Regions from separate parts of the Homo sapiens genome. Here region 2 is linked to region 1. A link is an interaction called in ENCODE POLR2A ChIA-PET data of the cell type or tissue named here. Cell type or tissue: CD4-positive, alpha-beta T cell. All regions are shown on one strand. Links, peaks and the distances in the headings refer to the core of each region. The heading gives the core; the rest is flanking DNA. Region 1 overlaps LINC01518 (long intergenic non-protein coding RNA 1518). Region 2 holds the start of LOC283028 (a long non-coding RNA gene).

Region 1 (10,824 bases), core at 2,403-6,402:
GAGTTCTCAGAGAGCGGGATGTTTGTGACATTCCTCATGTCAGCTCTCGAGTCCATGGTGAGACCTTTTGTTCTAACAGTCTATATTTGAGTAGGACTGGGCTGTAGTTAAGGTTGATTTGTTTTTTGTAGAACATATAATTTTATGGTTTTTTCTTTATAATGAGTAGTTCTTTTTCCTGAATAGTAGCTGTGGTCAAATACATCCAACCAAATGCAGAGATTCTACACCAGTTTTCGGACAATCTGGATACCAACTGGGTATCTCACAGTTCCATTCTCACACTAACTGGAGTTAGTGCAGACCCCTCAGGATAGGGGCTCAGTCCCACAAGACTATCCTCACTTCACATGCCAGTTGCAAACCCTAGGTTGTTACATGTACTTTTGACCAACCAGTTAGAAACTGGGGTCTCATGACCTCCTTCTTTGGTTGAATCATTTGCTAAAACAGTTTGCAGAACTCAGAAAAACAGGTTATTTTCTTTTTTTTTTTTCTGAGATACATAGTCTCACTCTGTTGCCAGGCTGGAATTCAGCAATGTGATCAAAGCTACTGTAGCCTCGAACTCCTGGGCTCAAGTGATCCTCCTGCCTCAGCCTCCCAATGAGACTACAGGCCTACACCACCATATCTGGCTATATTCTTTTATTTTTTGTAGAGATGGGGTCTTGTTATGTTGCCCAGGCTGGTCTCAAATTTCTGGGCTCACATTATCCTCCCATCTCAACCTCCAAAGTGCTGGGATTATGGGCGTGAGCCACTGGGTCTCACCAATTTACTTTCTATTACTGGTTCATTGTAAAGGATATATCTCAGAAACAGCCAGTGAAAGAGGTGTACATGCTGGGCTCATGCCTGTAATCTCAGCACTTTGGGAGACTGTGGCGGGAGCATCGCTTAAGCTCAAGAGTTTAAGACCAGGCTGGGCAACATGGTGAAACCTCATCTTTACAAAAAAAATTTTATAAAAATTAGCCTGGTGCAGTGACATGTGCCTACAATTCTAGTTACTCAGGAGGTTGAGGTGAAAGGATGGCTTGAGCTAGGGAGGCATAGGTTGCAGTGATCCACGATTGTGCCACTGTAGCCTGGGAGACAGAGCCAGACCCTGTCTCAAAAAAAAAAAAAAAAGAAAGAAAAAAGATGCACAGGGCAAGGTATGTGGAGAGGGGCACAGAGCTTCCATGCCGTCTATTGGGCATGTTACCCTCCCAGTATCCCCCTTGTGTTCAGGAACCCAGACACTCTCCAAACCCTGTTGTTTAGGGTGTTTCTGAAGGCTTCATTACACAGGCATGATTGATAAAATCATTGACCATTGGTGATTAAGTCAATCTTCAGCCACTATTTCTTCCTGGAGCTCAGTGGGTGAGGCTGCAAGTTTCAAGCCTCTAATCACATGGTTTGTTCTGGCAACCAGCCCTCCTCCTGAAGCTGTCTGGGAGCTTTCAGTCACCCAGTCATCTCAGTAGCATCATCAAATGCATTCTTACTATGGTGGAGATCCCAAAGGTCTTAGAGGGTCTTGTGTTAGAAACCTGGGACTAAGACCAAATATTGAAACAAAAGATGCTCCTATCAACTTTATCACTGAGAACTTTATGAGAACTTTAGAAGCTTTGTGCCAGGACCAGGGGCAGAAACCAGATGTGTATTTCTTTTCTTTTTCTTTTGGACACAGAGTCTCTTTCTTTCACCCATACTGGAGTGCAGTGATGCAGCCTCAACCACCTGGGCTCAAACAATTCTCCTGCGTCAGCCTTCTAAGTATGTGGGACTACAGGTGCACACCATCCATGCTCAGCTAATTTTTGTATTTTTTTTTAGAGATGGGATCTTGTTACGTTGCCGAGGCTGGTCTTGAACTCCTGGGCTAAAGCAACCCTTTCACCTCAGCCTCTCAAGTAGCTGAAACTACAGATGCATACCACCATGCCCAGCCAATTTTTTCTTTTCTTATTTCTTTTGGTTTTTGTTGTTTAGTTGGGGATCTCACTATGTTTTCCAGGTTGGTGTCGAGCTCCTGGCCTCAGGTGTTTCCCCGCTTTGACCTCCTAAACTGTTGGGATTACAGGTGTGAGCCACGACCACTGTGTCCAGCAGTCACAAGGGTTTTTATAAGAGAAAGAGGGAGGCAAGAGACTCAGAATTGGAGGAGATGTGATGATGGAAGCAGAGGTCAGAGAGGGAGATTTGAATATGCTTCGCTTCTGGCTTTGAAGATGCAGTTAGGGGCCATGAGCCAAGAAATGGGGGTGGCTTTTAGAAGCTGAGAAAGGCAAGGGAACCCATCCTCTCTGGAGCCTCCAGAAGGAATGCAGTCCTGCTGACACGTTGACTTTAGCCTTAATTGACCTATTTTGGACTCTGGCTCCCAGAACTGTTAGGTAGTAGATTTGTCGTGTATTAAGGCACTCAATGTAGGGCAGTTTGTAACAGCAGCAAGAAGAAATGAACATGAACCCAGGGCTGGTGGCCCACACCTATAATTCCAGGTATTTAGGAGGCCGAGGCAGGAGGATCGCTTTGGCCCAGGAGTTCAAGACAAGCCTGGGGAGCATAGTGATGCTCCATATATTTTTTAAAAAATTAGCAGGTGTGGTGGCATGCACCTGTAGTCTTTAGCTACTAGAGAGGCTGAGGCAGGACGATTGCTTCACCAGTGAGTTCGAGGTCTCAGTCGTGATTGTGCCATGGCACCCCAGCCTGAGTGGCACAGCGAGATTTTGTGGAAAAAAAAGAGCATGGCAGGAATGGGGACAGATGGCAATATTAAATAGAGTGGCCAGGGTTGCCCTAAGTGAAAATTTATCAAAGACTTGAAGTGGGGGAAGCAACTGGCCAAGGTGCTGAGGTGAGAGCATTGTAGGCAGAAACAACAGGATAAAGATGCTAGGAGGGAACTCCATGGTGTGTCTGATCAGTAAAGATTGTGTAATCTCTGGGAGGCTCTTGCTGGGGCTTTGGCTTTTACTCTGACTGAGATCGGAACTGTGGGAGGGTTCTGAGCAGAGAGGCAACATGATCTGTCTCCTGATTTAAAAGCATCCCTTGGCTGCTGAGTTGAGAAAGATTGTGGGAAGATTTGGGTAGAAGCAGGGAGGCCAAGCTGTGGCAACATCCAGATGGGAGATAAGTGTTTTTGACCAGGGTCATGGCAATGGTGAGAGATGGCTGATTCTTTTTTTTTCTTTTTTCTTTTCTTTTTTGAGACGGAGTCTCGCTCTGTTGCCCAGGCTGGAGTGCAGTGGGGAGATCTCAGCTCACTGCAACCTACACCTCCCAGGTTCAAGAGAGTCTTCCGCCTCGGCCTCCTGAGTAGCTGGGACTACAGGCACCTGCTACCACGCCTGGCTAATTTTTGCATTTTTTTGTAGAGACGGGGTTTCACCATATTGACCAGGCTGTTCTCGAACTCCTGACCTTTTGATCCACCCACCTTGGCCTCCCAAAGTGCTGGGATTACAGGCGTGAGCCACCGTGCCTGGCCCTGAGAGATGGTTGATTCTTGTTGAAATACTAAGTAATTAAAAAAAAAAAAACAGTACTGCCTTTCCCAATTATATGAAGTATGGGTTGCTAGATTAAGGAAACCTTAAGTCAGGCTGGTGCAGTGGCTTATGCCTGTAGTGCCAGCACTTTGGGAGGCAGAGATGGGGGGATTGTTTTAAGTCCAGGAGTTTGAGACCACCCTTGGCAACATAGCAAGATCTCCTCTCTACACAAATAAATAATAATAAAATATAATTATCCAGACACGGTGGCATGTGTCTGTAGAATCAGTTACTCTGGTTGTCGAGGTGGGAAGATCTCTTGAGGGTGGGAGTTTTGAGGCCAGCTTGGGCACATAGCAAGGCTTCTGTCTCCACAAAAAAAAAAAAAAAAAAAAAAGTAGCTGGGAGTTGTGATGCTCACTTGTAGTCCTGGCTATGGTGACTGCATGACTGATCCCTAGAGCTGTAATTTTACTAATTAATTTTTCAGATACTACTCAGCCAGCAACTGAGCCTAACCAGGAACACACCCTCAACCATTCAGTGGTCCTTTTTTTTGTTTTTCTAGTCCTCCTGAAAGTCGATTACTCTCAGAAGGTGACGAAAACTTGCATTACTTTTGTTTTTCTTCCTAGAGACAAGCTCTTGCTCTGTCACCAGGCTGCAGTGCAGTGGCTTGATTATGTCTCAATGCAGCCTGAAACCCCTGGGCTGAAACAATCCTCCAACCTCAGCCTCCCAAGTAGCTGGGACTACAGACGTTTGCCCCCGTGCCTAGCTAACTTCTTTATTTTTTATTGTTGAGATGGGATCTTGCTATGTTGCCCAGGATGGTGTCAAACTCCTGGCCTCAAGTGATCTCTCTGTCTCAGCTTCCCAAAGTGCTGGAATTATGCACAGGCCTGAGCCACCTGTGCTCAACCCCCATTTTCTTTTTTTTTTTTTTTTGAGATGGAGTCTAGCTCAGTTGTCCAGGCTGGAGTACAGTGGTGCCATCTCGGCTCACTGCAACCTCCACCTCCCTGTTTCAAGCAATTCCCCTGCCTCAGCCTCCCGAGTAGCTGGGATTACAGGCGCATGCCACCATACCTGGCTAATTTTTGCTCTATTTTTAGTAGAGATGTGGTTTCACCATGTTGGCCAGACTGGTCTTGAACTCCTGACCTCAGGCAGTTGGCCCACCTTGGCCGCCCAAAGTGCCGGGATTACAGGTGTGAGCCACTGCATCTGGCCCTTTTTATAATAATAATTTAATTGAAATATGATTAACATCTCACACAATTCATTTATCAAAGTGTGCAATTCAGGCTGGGTGTATTGGCTAATTCCTATAACGCTAAGACTTTGGGAGGCTGAGGTAGGTGGATTGCTTGAGTTCAGGAGTTCGAGACTAGCCTGGGCAACATGGCAAAACAGCATCTCTAGAAAAAATACAAAAATTAGCTGGATATGGTGGCTCATGCCTGTAGTCTTAGCTACTTGAGGACATGATGCTGGAAGATCACTTAAGCCCAGAAGGCATATAGGTTGCAGTGAGACCAGATGGCGGTACTGCACTAGTGTGGGTGACAGAAGGAGACCATGTCGAGAAAGAGAGAGAGTGAGAGAGGAAAGAAGTAAAGAGAGACGGAGAGAGAGAGAAAGGAAAGAAAGAGAGAAATTCAGTAGTTTTTAGAATATTCATGAAGCTGTGCATCCATCACCACAGTCACTTTTAGAAGCGATTACCCATTTATGAGTTACCCACTTAAGAGTGAGAAACCCTCACCTCTTAGCTGCTACCTCCTACTTCCCCCACGTTCCTGTGTCTTCATAGGCAACCACTGATTTATTTTCTTTTATTGTAGTTTTGCCTAATCTGGACCTTTAATAGAAATAGAATTGTACAGTATGTGATCTTTTGTAGTTTGCTTTTTTTTCTCTTAGCACAATGTTTTCAAATTTCTTTCATGTTATAGTGTGCATCAGTATTTCTTACCTTTTGTTGCTGAATAATAGTTTATGTTTAGCCATTCATCAGTTGATGGACATTTGTGCTGTTTCTGCATATAAACCGTCATGAGTAATGGTGCTATGAACACTCACATGCAAGTTTTTGTGTGAACATATATTTCTGCTTCTCTTGGATTTACACCCAGAAATGAAATTGTTGCATTATGTGATAACTATACATTTAGCCTTGGAGAAACTGCCACGTTGTTTTTCAAAGTGGTTACACCAGTCAGGCATGGTGGCTCATGCCTTTAATCTCAGCTATTTGGGAGGCTGAGTTTGGAGGACTGCTTTAGCCCAGGACTTCAGGACCAGCCTGGGCAACATAGGGAGACAATATCTTGATTTTTAAAAAAATCAATTGACCAGAAAAGAAACACCCAAACTGATGACACCATTTTATGTTCCCACCAGTAATGTGTGTGGGTTCCAGTTCTTCCACATTGTCACCAACTGTTTTTTTTTTTTTTTTTTTTGAGACAAAATCTTGCTCTGTTGCCCGGGGTGGAGTACAGTGGCATGAACATGGCCAGTGTAGCCATGACTTCCCAGGCACAAGTGATCCTCTCACCTCAGCCTCCCAAGTAGCTGGGACTTACAGGTACTTGTCATCATGTGTGGCTGATTTTTACATTTTTTGGTAGAGATAGGGTTTTGCCATGTAGCCTAGGTCAAACTTCTGAGCTCAAGTGATTGCCCGCTTCTGCCTCCAGAAGTGCTGGGATTACAGGTGTGTGCCACCACACCCGACTGGTATAACCACTTTGGAAAACAGCCACTGAGTCCAGCCTTCACCAATATACCAATATTTGTTAATATCTTTTTTGTACTTACTATTTCTTCATTTTAAAAAATTATTTTGTAGCTGTCTTATTAGTTATAATAAACAGCAAATAATTTTGTAGTAGCGCTGAGACCCCCCAAAAATTACTTGTCATTTAATTGAAATACAGTTTTTTTTAACCTGGATATATGTTTTTTCATTCTCATTTTTAGTTATTTTTAAAAACTATTGATAAATTTTTGTATTTTAATAGGTGTTTGGGAAACAGGTAGTGTTTGCTTCCATGAGTAAGTTATTTAGTGTTGATTTCTGAAAATTTGTAGCACCCCTTATTACTCATTGTATATTAAGTCATGAAATCATTAATAAACCAAAGACTTCAGTGAAATGGAAATTTTATTTTAACTTGTAACCTGAGAAATAACTGTCAAAAAAATTAGAGAAATTACCACATTAAAGCTTTAAAATCTTGAACCTAAAAATGAAAACCCTGTTGCACCTAAGAACCACAAGCCCACTGGTCAAGGTGAACAAAACTAAATATAAAGCAGAATGCAACCAAGAAAACCAAACTCAGGATTATTCAGTGTTCTGTAATGCTATTTTATCTTGGGACTCACAGAAAATTGTTATTATTATTATTATTACTACTTTTATATGGAATCTCACTGTCACCCACGCTGGAGTGCAGTGGCACGATCTCGGCTCACTGCAACCTCTGCCTCTGGGGTTCAAGTGATTCTCCTGCCTTAGCCTCCGGAGTAGTTGGGATAACAGGCACGCTCCACCAAGCCTGGCTAACTTTTGTATTTTTAGTAGAGATGGGGTTTCACCATGTTGGCCAGACTGGTCTCAAACTCCTGACCTCATGCAGTCGACCTGCCTCGGCCTCCCAAAGTGCTGGAATTACAGGCATGAGCCACTGGACTCAGCTGAAAATAGTTAATTTTATGTATATTCTAAGTCAAAATACATTTTGTTTTTAAATATTTGATGACTTTACAATACTATATTAACTCTTAAATGAATTAATACAAGTTTAGATATAAGGAGTATGTTTATGTTGACTAAAAATTATTTTTTACATATATGAAAGTAATGTCATACAATAGTTTTTATACTTGTAGAATACTTTGAAATATATATTAGCTAATATTTTATATTCATTTTGGATTTTTGCATTATTGTTAGATCCACAGAAAACTAATATTTTGTGAATACCCAAATCAAAAGCATTTTGATGGATGCATTCATAAATAGCATTTTATTTAAAAAGAACACTAATTAAAGCTTCACACCATTTTATGATTCATCAAACACAGTAACTGAATACTGGCATATAGCAACATTACAGAGGTTAGCCTTAGATAAAACTCAGCACATTTTAAAAAGGGTAAAAGGAAGAAAAGGAAAAAGGATACAAGGCTGTGTAAAGATTTTAAAAACAAACATCATATGTCTGGACCACAACTATTCATGCCATTGACTTTGGAGACTCATATTTTGTGAAAAGCGTTTTGTAAGTAGAGGACTCATAAGTGGTATAAGGCACCTAGTACACTACAATGGCACAGACATGACAGATATTCAATAAAATGATTTTAACTTTTACTGATACATGTTATCTTTGTTGTTCATTTATTAAACTAGTGCAAATCAGCCAGTAGATGGAGTGGCATTGACCTGTAAAACTTCTAAGATCCCATCCAAGCTTAGTATCCTGTGAAGTTCTCCATAATTTATTGTCTATTCCAATCAACATTTAGCATAAGCTACACGCTTATTTTGTTAATCATCCTTCTATGTTTATGTGTTGACTTGAAATGGGCCTATGTGGCCTTTATCTTCACAACCCTAATATGTACATAATTTAATAACTTTGTTATAAACCTGATGTTTCATAAAATTATGTCTTATCAAATATTTTCTGGTAGAATAATTACACATTTTTGCTTAAACTTTCCTGACTCTCCATTGCCTGCTGAATACAGTTAAGTTCTCACTTAGTGTGAGGATTTAATACATTCTTGAAAACTGTGACCTACAATTAAGCCAACCTTACCATAGTCTAATTGATAGAAATAGTTAAGTTTCTATGGCATATTTCTGGTCACAAGAACATCACCAAACTTAGAAAGGCCTAAAACACTTCCAGTATTAAATACTGAAATAAATGTGAGCTCTACATACATTTAAGAAAAATGTGAGCTCTACATACATTAGGCCAGGCGTGTTGGCTCACGCCTGTAATCCCAGCACTTTGGGAGGCCAAGGTGGGAGGATCACTTGAGGTCAGGAGTGTGATACCAGCCTGGCCAACATGGCGAAACCTTGTCTCTACTAAAAATGCAAAAAATCACCCGGGCATGGTGCTACGTGCCTGTAATCCCAGCTACTTGGGAGGCTGAGGCGGGAGAATCACCTGAATCTGGGAGGTGGAGGTTGCAGTGAACTGAAGTCGTGCCACTGCATTCCAGCCTGGGTGACAGAGCAAGACTCCATCTCCCCACCGCCCCCCCCCCCCAAAAAAGATAAAGAAAAATTAATAAAAATGTTACCAGGGCCACCCTGATGAAATAACTGGGAAAGATCTATTTATTACTGTGTTTCTTTAGTTTCTTTATTTGTAGGCATAGCTGCATAAAGAAACCAGTTGGCCCACCAGCACCAGGGCTTCTCCACCCCTGACCACATACCAGGAGATAAGATCCCCAACCAGCACAAACTCGAACAGGTGAGCCCTAGTTGCTTTTAGATAACTTTTTTTTTTTTTCTTTTTGACAGACTCTCACTCGGTCGTCCAGGCTGGAGTGCAGTGGCACCATCTTGGCTCATTGCAACATCTGGCTCCCAGGTTCAATCGATTCTTCTGCCTCAGCCTTCTGAGTAGCTGGAATTAACAGGTGTATGCCAACTTATCTGGCTAATTTTGTTGTGTATTTTTCTTTCAGTACAGACTGGGTTTCACCATGTTGGCCATGCTGGTCTTGAGCTCCTCACCTCAGGTGATCCACATGCCTCAGCCTCCTAAAGTGCTGGGATTATAGGCGTCAGCCACCGCTTCTGGCCTAGATCATTAACATATCACTATGATACTAAAATTCCCTCTGCCAAAGAAAATCTTGCCATTTTGTGACATGAGTTGTATAAAGATGTATGTTTATATGCACTGAACCTGTGCACCTAGAGTTCCACCCTGCTCATGCTAACGTTGTTCTCCCTCCCCGTACCTAGTTCTTAAAAACTCCATGCCTTCCATTTTTCAGGGAAAGGGTGTCTTTAGAGCAAGAACTCTTTTCTTCTCCATCCCAGGCAGGGAAAAAACCCACTTGGCCTTGTTTCTGATTGGGTTTTCTTGCTTTGCGACTAATACAAAGCAGGAAAAAACTCCCTTTATCAGTGATAAAAACAAGTAAGATTATTATTTACCCACCTATTCTAGCTAGGGGTCATGGGTGGCCGGAGTCTCTCCTAGCAACTCAGGGCGCTAGGCAGAACCAGCCCTGGATCTGGAATAGGGTGCCATCATATGGCAGAGTGTACATACACACACACACACACACACACACACACACACACACAGAGCTCAAATGGGGACTATTTAGAAATGATAGTTCACATAATGGGCACATCTTTGAGATGTGGGAGGAAACTGGGAGTACCCAGTGAAAACCCATGTGGACCTGGGGAGAATGTGTAAAGGACACACAGGAAGTGGCCAGCTGGGAGTTGATTGTTTTTTCTTATCAACATTACAATGAAATGATACTGAACGAAATGACATTATTCAAGTACCTGCTGTAATAGTCAGACTCCTTCATATAAAATTCAAAGCCCTCTACACTCGGGCACTACATTGGACTTCCATCCTACACCTACATTCTAGCCACTGTACTACACATCATTTACCAAAGGCGCTGTATACTTCTGTGCTACCAAACATTTGCCAGTCTGGTTCCCTCTGCATTTCAAGATTACACACCCCTCATAATCCTGCAAAGCCTTTCGTATCAATTTTTCTGTGAAGCTTTTCAGAATCCACCACCACTCCCACCATCACCCCAACTCCCTGAGAGGGCAGATCTCTCTCTCCGTTTGGCAGCCACTTTTAATAAAGCATTTTTCACTGATACTATGAGTCTGCCTTCTCCTTTGGGAAACTTTCTCAGACTCCCATACCCAGAGTTAGGCACTCCATATTTGCCCACCTTGGTCCCTGGTATGTAATTCTACTCCAGCATAGAACAGAGAAGCCAGAATCATCTTTCTGTAAAATTCTATCTTCTGTTAGACCCTGTGTCCCTTGAGGATATCATTCATCATTGTTTCCCCAGGGCCTTGCACACCTTACTCTGGGCCTCCAGCTTAGCCTGTTTCTATGCAGGCTGCCCATGGCTGATGCCAACCAGTCCTGTCCCTCTATATCCAAGCACCAGACTTCCTTACTGATCCTTTGCAATTTCAGACCCTCCATCACCCTCCTGTATCCTGCTGGAGATTTTGGAGCATCTCAGCATCTCTGGGGCAGCTCGCGGACATCAGGGAGGGGCA
Region 2 (10,824 bases), core at 2,919-6,918, 78 kb before region 1:
GATAGCACAACAGGGTAACTACAATAGTTTTTTTGTACATTTTAAAATAACTGCGTATAACTGAATTGTTTATAATACAAAGAAATGATAAATGTTTGAGATGATGGATATCCCATTTACCCTGATGTCATTATTATGCATTGTATGTTTGTATCAAAATATCTCATGTACCCCATAAATATATATGCCTACTATGTACCCATAAAAACTGAAAAAGACCCATAGACGGTGACATCTGGGGATTCCCCTAATACAATAGCGGGTTCTGGCTGATCATCCCACAGGGAAGCCACTCAGCAGCCACACAGTTCCCCTTACGCACACACCCCTAGTAATCAGCTCTGTTAGTGTATAAACATTAAAATATGTGCAGACAATATCACAAGTCATACGGGAAATGGAAAGCAAGACCACAGTGAGGTACAGCTTCATACCCATTAAAATGGCTATTATAATGCAAACAAAAAAAGATGGAAAATAACCATCTGGTACGCAGATTATGTTACCTCTGGTCATATGCACTAAAGAAGAGGGAGAGAACTCAAGGCCTCAGAACAAGAGAGAAGTCCAGGCCAGGCTCTGGGCAGTAACTAGTCATGTGGACTCTGAACAATTACCTCATCCTTCATGGCCTCAATTTCCACATCTGTGAAATAAAGGGTCTGGCCAGGAGACACATAACAGCATTCTACATGTAACTGAAGAAATAGTGCCATGGATAGGTGAGGGAGGGTAATTAATGGAATTGCCTCTAGAGGGCAAATAAGTAACAGAATTGCCCCCAGTTTCTCCACGGCTTTCTAAAGAGGGGTAAAGACTTGCTGGATGCCAGATGTCTTCCAGGGATCCCAGAGAATTGGTCTAGGGAGGCAGTGCTTTACTGTATTATAGAAGAGGAATTAATCACACTAATTGCTTACTCTGTACTTTTGCTTAACGATACAATATAAACAAATACAATGAGAAATAATTTTAAAGCAATCAAAGCGCCTTCAAGTTATTAAAGCTCCTGAAGAATCAAACATTACATCCATATATAGAATTATTATACGAGGCACAATTAATGATTTGATTTATAGATATTTTTATATAGGTTTGATATGCAACAAGTCTAGGGGTAAAAAATCAATAAAATCTGCCTTCTAATAAGCAGGGGTTTCTGCCTTTTTCTTAAAAAATAAACTATTATATCAAAATGGTAAAAATGAACATTTTAAAATAAAAATTATCAACATATATTATCATTCTGCCTACTGAATTTTAATTTATCCTCAAAGTTCAAAAAAAAAAAACTTCTTTCTCATGCAGTTTCCCCATATCCCTAATTAGGATGAATTATTGAAGCATCCTGGGTGATTCCTGAACACTTTCGATCCTTCAGTTATTCAGGTCCAGTTTAATGGCACCTGAGAACAATTATATACCGAGAACTGTGCTAAACTGACAAAGGCGACCAAAGAGCTTATACAGGGACATACCTGTACCCTCACATCAGCTCCCAAGTCTCCAGAGGGAAACGGAGAGGACATGATGAATCAGCTCTCTTTTTACTGTATTATGCTTGGAAAGATTGTTATGGAGACACAGAAGACAGATAAATCAACCTTGCCTGGAAAACTGGAAAAAGGTTCAAACAGGAGGCAAATTTAGACCAATATGTATCAAGAACTCGTTGATTCTTACAGGAGGAGGATATTACCAGACAGACAAGTGAAATGACAAAGCCATTCTAGAAATAGAAAAGGTAAGGAAAAGAATCAAGAAGTGGAAGTTAAAGGCCAGCTCTGGGTGCTTTGTGACCAGAGCCCAGTTGGCAGTGGGAAGATTTATGTTCTATACTAAGGACGTTCTCTGTAATGACAATCCACCCTGTTGCACTAATAATTTAAGAGCATTTATATGAATATATACAATTCAGGGAAAGATAAAGAGAAAAAATTGCTATCAACTCTGTGCAGATTTGGAAACTGGTATCAAAGGAACAGTTTCAGCTGCATTTCTTTGTCTAGAAAGTTTCATTTAAAAATGTAGTCTACTAACTTGAGCCTCAATTTTTGGCAATAAACTAAAAAACGCTACACAAACCATCACAGAATTCACTTTGTCCTTGCAGGAAAGAAAAAAGAAGAAAACAAACCTCCATGTGAGAGGGGGTCTAAAAGAACTCTCCAAACCTCCATGATTTTGCAAGAGACAAGACAAGGGTAATTACCTGCAGCACCTGGACCCATCTAGATTAACTAAATTTAATGAGGCTCCAGAGGAAGGTCTTCAAGACTCAGACCTTAGTTATGATTAGAAATTAATCACCTGTGTCTTCAGATAGCCCCCGTTCCATGTTTAGAGAGAGATCTTTGAGCACCCATCTTCATTCATTTGAGAACAGGGTCACTGAGAGGGAGTCTCTGAGGTCACAGAGTGTATTAGTTCACTTTCACACTGCCGTGAAGAAACACCCAAGACTGGGTGATTTATAAAGGAAAGAAGTTTAATTGAGTCACAGTTCCACATGGCTGGGGAGGCCTCAGGAAATTTACAATCACGGTGGAAGGGGAAGCAAACATGTCCTTCTTCATGTGGCAGCAGGAGAGAGAAGTGCAAAACGAAGAGGGGAAAGGTCACTTATAAAACCATCAGATCTCGTGAGAACTCATTCACTTTCACGAGACGAGCACGTGGGAACCACTCCCATGAAGTAATCACCTCCCATGAGGTCTCTCCCCCAAAACGAGGGGATTACAATTCAAAATGACATTTGGGTGCAGACACAGAGCCAGACCATATTACAGAGCCAGAAGAGCTGAGCAGTGGGCACTTAGTAAATGTTCATTAAACGAAACCCCTAAACAAGGCTGGCTTCATAGAGGTGCCACCTGTGCAATGGCAAAAGCCCCACATTCAGAGGGGACCTGAACTTGGTTTAATGCTATGTTGTCACTGCCTTCAAATTCTTAACATTTTTTGAACAAATGACTCCATTTTCAGTTCACACCGGGTCCTGCAAATTATGTACCCAGTCCTGCCCCTGAAACAAAGATATGGTTTGTTCATGAAGGGGCTCCCTCGACCCTTCCCTGTGCATCTCACTCCAAGATGCCCTAAGTAAAAGGGAACAAAGAGCTAGGAGAAGGTAGTAGTTGATGATGATCTTGGAGGTCCCACCTGATCATGGCTGGCGATGCATATGTGTGGGTGGGAGAATTTGGTTGCTCTCTCCTGGCAGCCTCCATCCCATGCAGAAGGCCTGCACTTTGCCTGTCTGTCCCCCTATGTCCTCTACCTGACTCAGGAGTGTGGATGGGGGAGGGGAGGCATTGGGCCCAGTGCTCCTGGTCCCAGCTGGAGTTCTCTGTTGATCTGGGAGATTTGGCTCCTCTGACTACTCCTACCCCATCGCCATTAGGACAGGAGTTGGTGAAGGGGACAGGGTGGGAGGCTTAATTAGCAGCCAGGGCCAGGCAGCAGGCAGTGGGGCAAAGATCAGGCTGACTTTTCCTGCTACAGATCTGCTCTCTGGAAGAGGCATTCATGGACTGGCTTAAGCTGTGGCTTGGCTATTTTAGGAATATTCTTAACCCTTCCTGAGTCACTGCTGTCATCAGACTTCTCTCCCAGGGCGCAGAGCACCAGACTGTTCCCTCTCCCTGTCCCCTTCTCCCCAGTCCCTGCTTTCCTCCCTGGCAGCTGAGAAGGTCAGAGTTTTCTCAGGGGTGGGGCAAGTTGACTTCTGCCAAGGAAAACTCCCGGGTCCCTGAGTCCCCTTCTTTGTCCTGCCCTGTGACTTTTCCCTCTTCATCACAGCTCTGGACTCAGCCAAGTGGCACAATGGGCATCACCTCAGCCCTTCTCATCTTATAAAATTGGAACCTCAGACTCTCTCATCTGAAAACAGCTGATTTGTATCCCAAGAGTAAGATGGGAAGCTGTAGTCCTGACTTCAAACCTCTGGCAGAGCAGGAGCCCCTGCGTGCCTGGCTTTGATGCCCCATTAGGGGCAAGTTTCCACAGCCAGAACCCCTCATGGGGTTCCCTCTGCCTGTTTTTTCCTCCACTCCAGGTCCTTCCCAGAGTCTGGCTTCTTGGAAAAGCCCAGGCCAGGATATAGGCATTACCTATGTAAGGCCAAGGGGAGTCCCACTGCCGGCCAGAAGGGCTCAACATCAATATATCTGAAATTCAAGCCATACAGGGGGAAGAGATATTGGCTCAGTGTCAAGGGTTTCTGTGTCCACGCTAGGCTTGCCTGAGCTGGGAGGCCCAGGACATCTGGGCTTTGTGATGCCTTCTGACACTAGGAGTTGGAGTTTGCCACCAACTGCTATTGGGAAAGCTTGACTTGGTGATACAGGCGTAATGCTGATGATGCCACACAAATGCCCAAGGGCCTATAGTGTGCCTGACACTGTCCTGGGCAATGGGTATAGAGGATCAATAATCATTCTCTTCCTGAGAAAGGAAGCTCTCCTGGGCTGGTTAACCAGGCATCTGGCCACAAGCCTGGTCTAGTGTTGATGGGCTCCAGCAAGTGAGTCATCCCAACTAATTCCCCCTCTTCCAGGTTATCACAACAAGCCCAGCTCCAGAAGTGAAAGAGCTGGCTGCAGATGGGGGTGAGGCCAGATGAAAATGCTTTCGCTCCCCTCAACGGCTGCAGAGGGGGCTCTTGCAAAGGGGGTCATTGAACTGCAGTTTCTTCTGTCTCCAATCCAGAAAGAGCCTGATGGATTGATAAAGGTGTCCTGGGAAAGATTTTCAGTTCAAAGAGACAATCCCCTCCAGGAACTCCAGAAGAATTTTGTCTGGCGTTTAAAGAGTAAGAAGCTGCTGGGTGTGGCAGCTCACACCTGTAATTGTTGTGCTTTGGGAGCTACAGGCAGGAGGATCACTTGAGGCTAGGAGTTAGAGAACAGCCTGGGCAATACAGTGAGACGCTCCCCACTACAAAAAAAGCAAGAATACCCCTCTCTTTACCCCTACTTGAGAGACGTGACTAGAAGGCAGAAAGCTGGCTGTTGACGGGGGAGTCTCTCTCTTCAGGCAGAGGTAGGGCTGCTTCCTGGGACAGAGGCATAGATGGTATTTCTGGCTCTGCAGTTCCTGATGAAGACATACTGGGGCACCCAGGCTAACCTTTGGCAAAACTAGGAGCGGAACTCAGGAGTCCCTGATGCCAGCCTCGCTGATGCGATCCCCCCTCCCCTCCCCCATGTGTCTTGCTCCCTAGCTCCCTCCCCACCAGCTTCCAGGCCAGGACCCCCAGCTGGCTGGTGGAGGATGTCTTCCTCCTCAGCAGCTAGGATTTTTAAGTATTTATAGGAACATGGAACAGATCAGTGGCTGACAGGCCCAAGGAGCGTGCAGGCCCCTTCCCAGAGGTCAGCAGCTTCACTCCCCCTTCCTGCACCCCATCCTGATTTGACGGAACCCAGGATGACAAAGAGGGAGTAGGTGAGCAAGGTATGGGGTGGCAGCCTCCATAGGAGCTCAAAGGATGTATTTGTCCATCTGCCCTGGGCTCAGCTTCCACACTCCGAGTCACTCACATCCCTCCACCCTAGCCGGAGCTCACCTGTGTGCCCACATGACCAAGACCACACTGACCCCAAATGTACAGTTTCAACTCTCAACAATTCACTGTCACACTCACGTGTGTACACACATGCTTTCTAAATTCCACAGCCACATGGATGCTCACAGGCTCACACCTTTGCACACACACAGGCTCACTCACAGACCTACGGGGGGCCCAGATCCCGGTCATTCCCCACAGGTCTTTATAAGGGTTCTGGGAGGGAAACTTGTTTCCTGTCTAAGGTAGGGTGGGAGTGTGTGTGTGGGGGGGGAACGAGAGTGAATGTGAGAGTGCATGTATGTTAGTGTGGGTGTGTATGTGTGTAAGGAGCAGGAGTGACTGGGTCCTGAGTTTAGGGAGTGGGGAAGAGAAAGGAGAGATGGAGACAAGCGTGGACCAAGAGACACTCAGAGCTGACATCCTGGAAGGGAAGCCAGGCTGAGATAAGAGCAAGGCAAAGAAATAGACACCGACAAGGATCAAGCCAGGGCGGGGTAGGGACTGGGGACAGATCCCGCCCCCATGAGAAGCTGTCACATTGTTGCTCAGGTGGCCTGTGACAGCAGCGCCATCTCCAGCTGGAGCCTCCCCTCTCTGGATCTTGTCATTGTAACTTTGCTTTGCTACTTGGGCAGCCAGGAGTGGTGACAGGCAGGGAATATGGTGCCCAGGGCAGTTAGCCATGCCACTCCAGTCCGGCTGCCAACCCACCTGTCACTGCCCATCTCAACACCTGTGGGGGTGGGGGTGGGTACAGATGAAACCGGCGATCAGCTTGGCTACCCTTGCCTCCTAGTGCCACAGTGGAGGCTAGGGGAGCAACCGGCCTTCCTCCCCAAAAGGTGGTCAGGGTTAACCGCACTTTGCCCAGGTCACTGAAGCCTGCAGCTGAGCTTGGGGAGAATGGGCCGTCTCTGCTCCCAGGCACCCAGGAACTACTGGAGAGAGACAGGAACCAGCCTATGAGACAGGGGCTTAAGGAGGAGGTTGGAGAAGACACGCGTTTGGCATAAACCGGGGGCCCCTCTCTGCGCTCACCGAGCCGGCGGCCTGGGCGGTGCTGAGCCTGCCCCTGGCGGCGTTCGCCTGGGACAGCGCCTGAGCGGTGGCCGATCCCACCTGGATGTCCCGGGTCGGCTCCCACCCCACGCCGTCCCCGGCCGCAGTGGGGAGATGCTCGCGCTGGTCCTTGCCATACTTGGCTGCTGCCGGGCTCGGGGTCCCGCGTCGTACACGCCCCATCAGCCCTGGCCACCGCTCCTGAGGGAACGCCCCGGGGAGCCCTTCCGGGCCCCGACGGCTGCGGGCCCCGGAGCCAAGAGAAGAAGCAGGTCCCAGGGCCGACTCCGCAGCAGCATCTCCAGCTTTGTCCGGGAAGCAGAGGCCGCCGCCGGCCACAGTCGTGGGTGAGAAGAAGGGCGCGAGGCGGCCGGGGCTCCTGCCGGGCACCCCAAGTACGCGCCGGGCTTCTCCATGACAGCTGCGGCCCGGGCTGCCTGGGGCCTGGGACTCCGGCGCGGTCCGGCCGCGAGAAAGGCAGGCGCTGCCCCAGTGGGGAAGGGGCAAGGCTGCGGCTCCGGCCACCGGGCGGGGGCACAGAAACGACCCCGGCGCCGTCTGAGCGCCCAGCTCCGTTCCTGCCGCGGCCAAAAGACACCCGAGAGCGCCGGCGGCTGGGGGACCACAGGGCCCTGGAACTCACCAGGCGGCCTCGCGGCGCAAAAGCGGGCGGAGCCAGAGAAGGGGCTCGGCTAGGCGGCCACGCTCCCTCCCCGGAGGGCGGCGGGACTCGGATTTCGCCTCTGGTTTAAAAATTGTGCCTGCGGAGCCCAGGACGCTGGGAGGAGCGTTCTGCGCTCCTCCGGTCGCGGTCTCCGCACTAAACCGACTTCCAGAGCCGCCTCTGCTCCCTGTAGTGGCGGAGGGGCGGGCACCGAAGTCCCACCAAGTCGCAGGTCCTCAGCCTGGGGCATGCTTGCTATGCTCCGGATGCAGGGGGGTACTCTGCCTCTCTGCTCCCTGGGGGCCAAGGCGTGCGCTGCAGGCTGGAGCTGCGGCTCCGAGGCTTCCAGGAGCCCCGGCCCCGCCGTCGGTGGAGAAACGCTGGGGGCTTCGAGGTCGCGGCTTCCGGAAATCCGGTTACTGAGCGGAGTTGGGGGTCAGGTTCCAAAGGGATAGCGCCCCGGGTTGTAATCACCATCTGGCCCGCCGCTCCTGCCGCCGCGAGTCTACAGCGGAGCTATTGGGTGGACCAAGCGGGTGAGGCGCGGGCAGGCAGCGGCTCCGCCTCGTAATCCTCCTCCGACCGGTGCCCAGGGGCTGGCCCCACCTTTCCCTCGGTCACCCACCAACGCCGCTCCCTCGATCCCCAGCACCCCTCCAGGCCCAGTTCGCTTCAGAGGCGCGAGACCCGGAAAACAAGGAAGAAGCGAGCTCAGCCTCAATCCCCGTCCCCACCCCACTTTCGGGGCCGCTGCGCTGGAGAATTGAAGGGGGCGGACCCCGGATTAAAGCCGCTCCCTTCCCAGCCTCGCTCCTCTTTCCTTCTGTCCGTGATGATTTCTTTATTGTCAGGCGAGAGCCAGGCTCCCCGCGCTCACGGGACCGGGCGGTTGGGAGCGGGTTCTGGAGCTCACGCCTGGCGTCGGCGGAGGTGACCCCAGCGCCCTCGCCCGTGCAGGGGAAACAGCTGGTTCCCGCCCGGATGGGGAAACCTGGACTGCGTGGGCTCGGGCGCCTGGCAGGCATGCGGGGCCTCTAAGGCTTGGCCACTGTCACGGGTCCTGTGGTTGTTGCTTCTCCCCTCGCCACGCCCTTCTCCTGGGACGGAGATTCATTCCCTGGCGGGTGTCGGGGACCTGGGCGCAGATTCATTCCCTGGTGGGTGTCGGGGACCTGGCGCTCTTGCAGGGACGCCCCCCGGAGTCTGATACGTGGACTTTAAGATCAGACGCTTCGGGGCCGGGCTGGGAAAAACTGGCGGAAAATATTACAACTCTACTCTCAATGCCAGGCTGTTGTAGAAGCTCCTGGGACAAGCCGTGAAGTCTCCGCAGGAGGCTTCAGAGATATACTAGGCGGCTGCTCAGTTCGCCAAGGACTTTTCCATTGACTCACAAGCGCCGCCTGGAGGAGGAGGCCGCGCTGGACGCGCCGGCGGCGCCTTTGCCTGGGGGAGCGCAGCCCGGAGCTGTGGCGTGGCCGCGCTGGGAGCGGCGTGTCAGAGGCTGGGCCTGGGGACCCGAGGTTGGGCGGGGCGCAGGAGGTGGGCTCAGGGCTCTCCAGAGCACTCCCCTGAGCTGACCCGCAGGACTGCCGGGCCAGTAGGCACGGGGCCCGCGCGGTGACCTGCGGCCTCGAGGCTGGAGCAGCCACTGCAAACGCCGCGCTGGCCCCAAACACTGCGTCCTTGAAATGTTTTAATTAAGAATAATTAATAGGGCCGGGAGTGGAGGCTCAAGCCTGAATCCCCAGCACCTGGCGAGGCCGAGGAGGGAGGATCCCTTGAGCCCAGAGGTTCAAGACTAGCCTGGGCAACACAGTCAGACTCCATCCCTACAAAACAAACAAACGAAAATAAAACAAACGAAACGAAATGAAATTAGCCCGGCGTGGTGGCGCGGGCCTGTGGTCCCAGCTCCTCGGGAGGCTGAAGCAGGAAGATGGCTTGCGACCGCACCACTGCGCTCCAGCCTGGGAGACAGAGCAAGACCCTGTCTCGAAAAATGTGTATGTCTGGGTAAATGTATAGATTTTAAAACTATTTTGAAGGCGGCCTTTTTAACTCTAAACTGACCACTCTGGAGGAGACGCCTGACCCAGAGCGCTTTCCCTAAAGTTCGGTGCCCAAAGTGCACCTTCCCATGGTTGGGGTCTCTGCCTTTCGCCAAGCCTTGCCTCTTGCAGAGGTGGGCTCCATAGTGTCTCCCGCTCCGCCCCAACTGGAGAACAGTGTAAATTGTCGGCCGGGCGCGGGACCTCATGCCTGTAATACCAGCACTTTGGGTGGCTGAGGCGGGCAGATCGCTTGAGGTCAGGAGGTCGACACCAACCTGCCTAAACATGGTGAAACCCCGTCTCTACTAAAACTACAAAAATTAGCCGGGCGTGGTGGCGGGCGCCTGTAATCCCAGCTACTCAGGAGTCTGAGGCAGCAGAATTGCTTGAATCCGGGAGGCGGAGGTTGTAGTGAGCCGAGATCGCGCCACCGCACTCCAGCCTGGGCAACAAGAGTGAGACCGCGTCTTAAAAAAAAAAAAAAAAAAAAAAGAATTGTCAACCAGAGGGAGCGGCAATTCAGAAGCACGCTGAAGCCAAGTCCTCAAGACTAGAAAGCATGAAGCAGGGGAGGCGTTTTGAAAGCTTAAGGACAAAAGACCATGGGCCTGGATGGCTGATTCCGGGATCGGCATCGTAATTTGTTGAGAAGGAGGCCGTGCTGTGCTGCCAGTTATTAATGGGTTTAATCGGTTGATACACAGCCCTACTGGCCTAACCAGTAGCCCAGGGCCCGAGAGGATTTGCAGGTCGTGTCAGAATTTGATTGAAGTTCCTTCCACTTGGCATAAGGAGACACCATCAGCCTGATTGAGAGGGTCATGGTGAGATGGAGCCCGCCAAGGTGGCAGCGCTGAGCTGACCACGCCACGGACCATAGAGTGGGAGCCTTTCCTGCCCCCTTAACCGCAGCTAACATCAAAAGCACTGGTATGGGCTGTCTAACTGGAACCTGAGTTGGTCTTTGTAATTACGATTCTTTTGGGTTTATTTTGCCAGTTCATTATCCACCCCCCTGAAATCAGGCCTCCCAAATTTAGCAGGTGCTGGGGAGGACCCCAGGGAGTGGCTTGTGGGGGCTAGCTGGTGAAACTACCCTTTCCTTTCTGTTCTATGAGTGTGATGGTGTTTGAGAAATATGGGGCTATGGTTCAGGCGCACTTCACATGTGCAAAGATGGAGAAAGCACTCACCTGCACATTTAGGCTCAGAATATTGATTGAAACATTTTGAAATATCAAAAATAAAATGTTATTTTTAAAGTTTCTCTGAGATTTCGCTTAAGTTTTGGTAGATATTCTTAAATTTTAGTGACCTCAGTTTGGGAATTCAGTAAGCCAAATATTGTATCCTTATTATTAGTTATATAGAACTATGCCTTAGACTTTGTTAGAAACTTCTGCTTCAGCTTGACTGACTCATTTTCCATTTCTGGTTGTACAAAATGAACTGACACTTTAATGCTGTGGCCACCT

The links. ChIA-PET counts read pairs that join two places held together with the same protein. Peaks named below come from ENCODE experiments on the same cell type or tissue, not always from the same donor. Only the 100,000 strongest peaks of a DNase experiment are listed, where the experiment ranks them.
Region 2: POLR2A ChIA-PET joins it to region 1 with 5 read pairs; 2 of 35 experiments call an interaction of 5 or more read pairs at or near these places.

Annotation. Positions count from the first base shown.
Region 1 is chr10:42,672,591-42,683,414 of GRCh38, reverse strand. It overlaps LINC01518 (long intergenic non-protein coding RNA 1518), which reads left to right. Exons shown (of 5, transcript NR_120659.1): 4 at 1-57; 5 at 9,058-10,402. Among named protein-coding and RNA genes, the nearest start is that of LINC01518, 14 kb to the left of the region's middle. In CD4-positive, alpha-beta T cell, for the core only: no CTCF peak of the experiment used is centred there; no DNase peak of the experiment used is centred there; H3K27me3 peaks cover 329 bases.
Region 2 is chr10:42,751,212-42,762,035 of GRCh38, reverse strand. LOC283028 (a long non-coding RNA gene) reads left to right here and starts at 6,833. Exons shown (of 1, transcript NR_136644.1): 1 at 6,833-10,824. It overlaps LOC105378269 (a long non-coding RNA gene), which reads right to left and starts at 6,894. Exons shown (of 2, transcript NR_134498.1): 1 at 6,611-6,894. RefSeq lists a silencer at 5,981-6,275. In CD4-positive, alpha-beta T cell, for the core only: no CTCF peak of the experiment used is centred there; no DNase peak of the experiment used is centred there; H3K27me3 peaks cover 1,792 bases.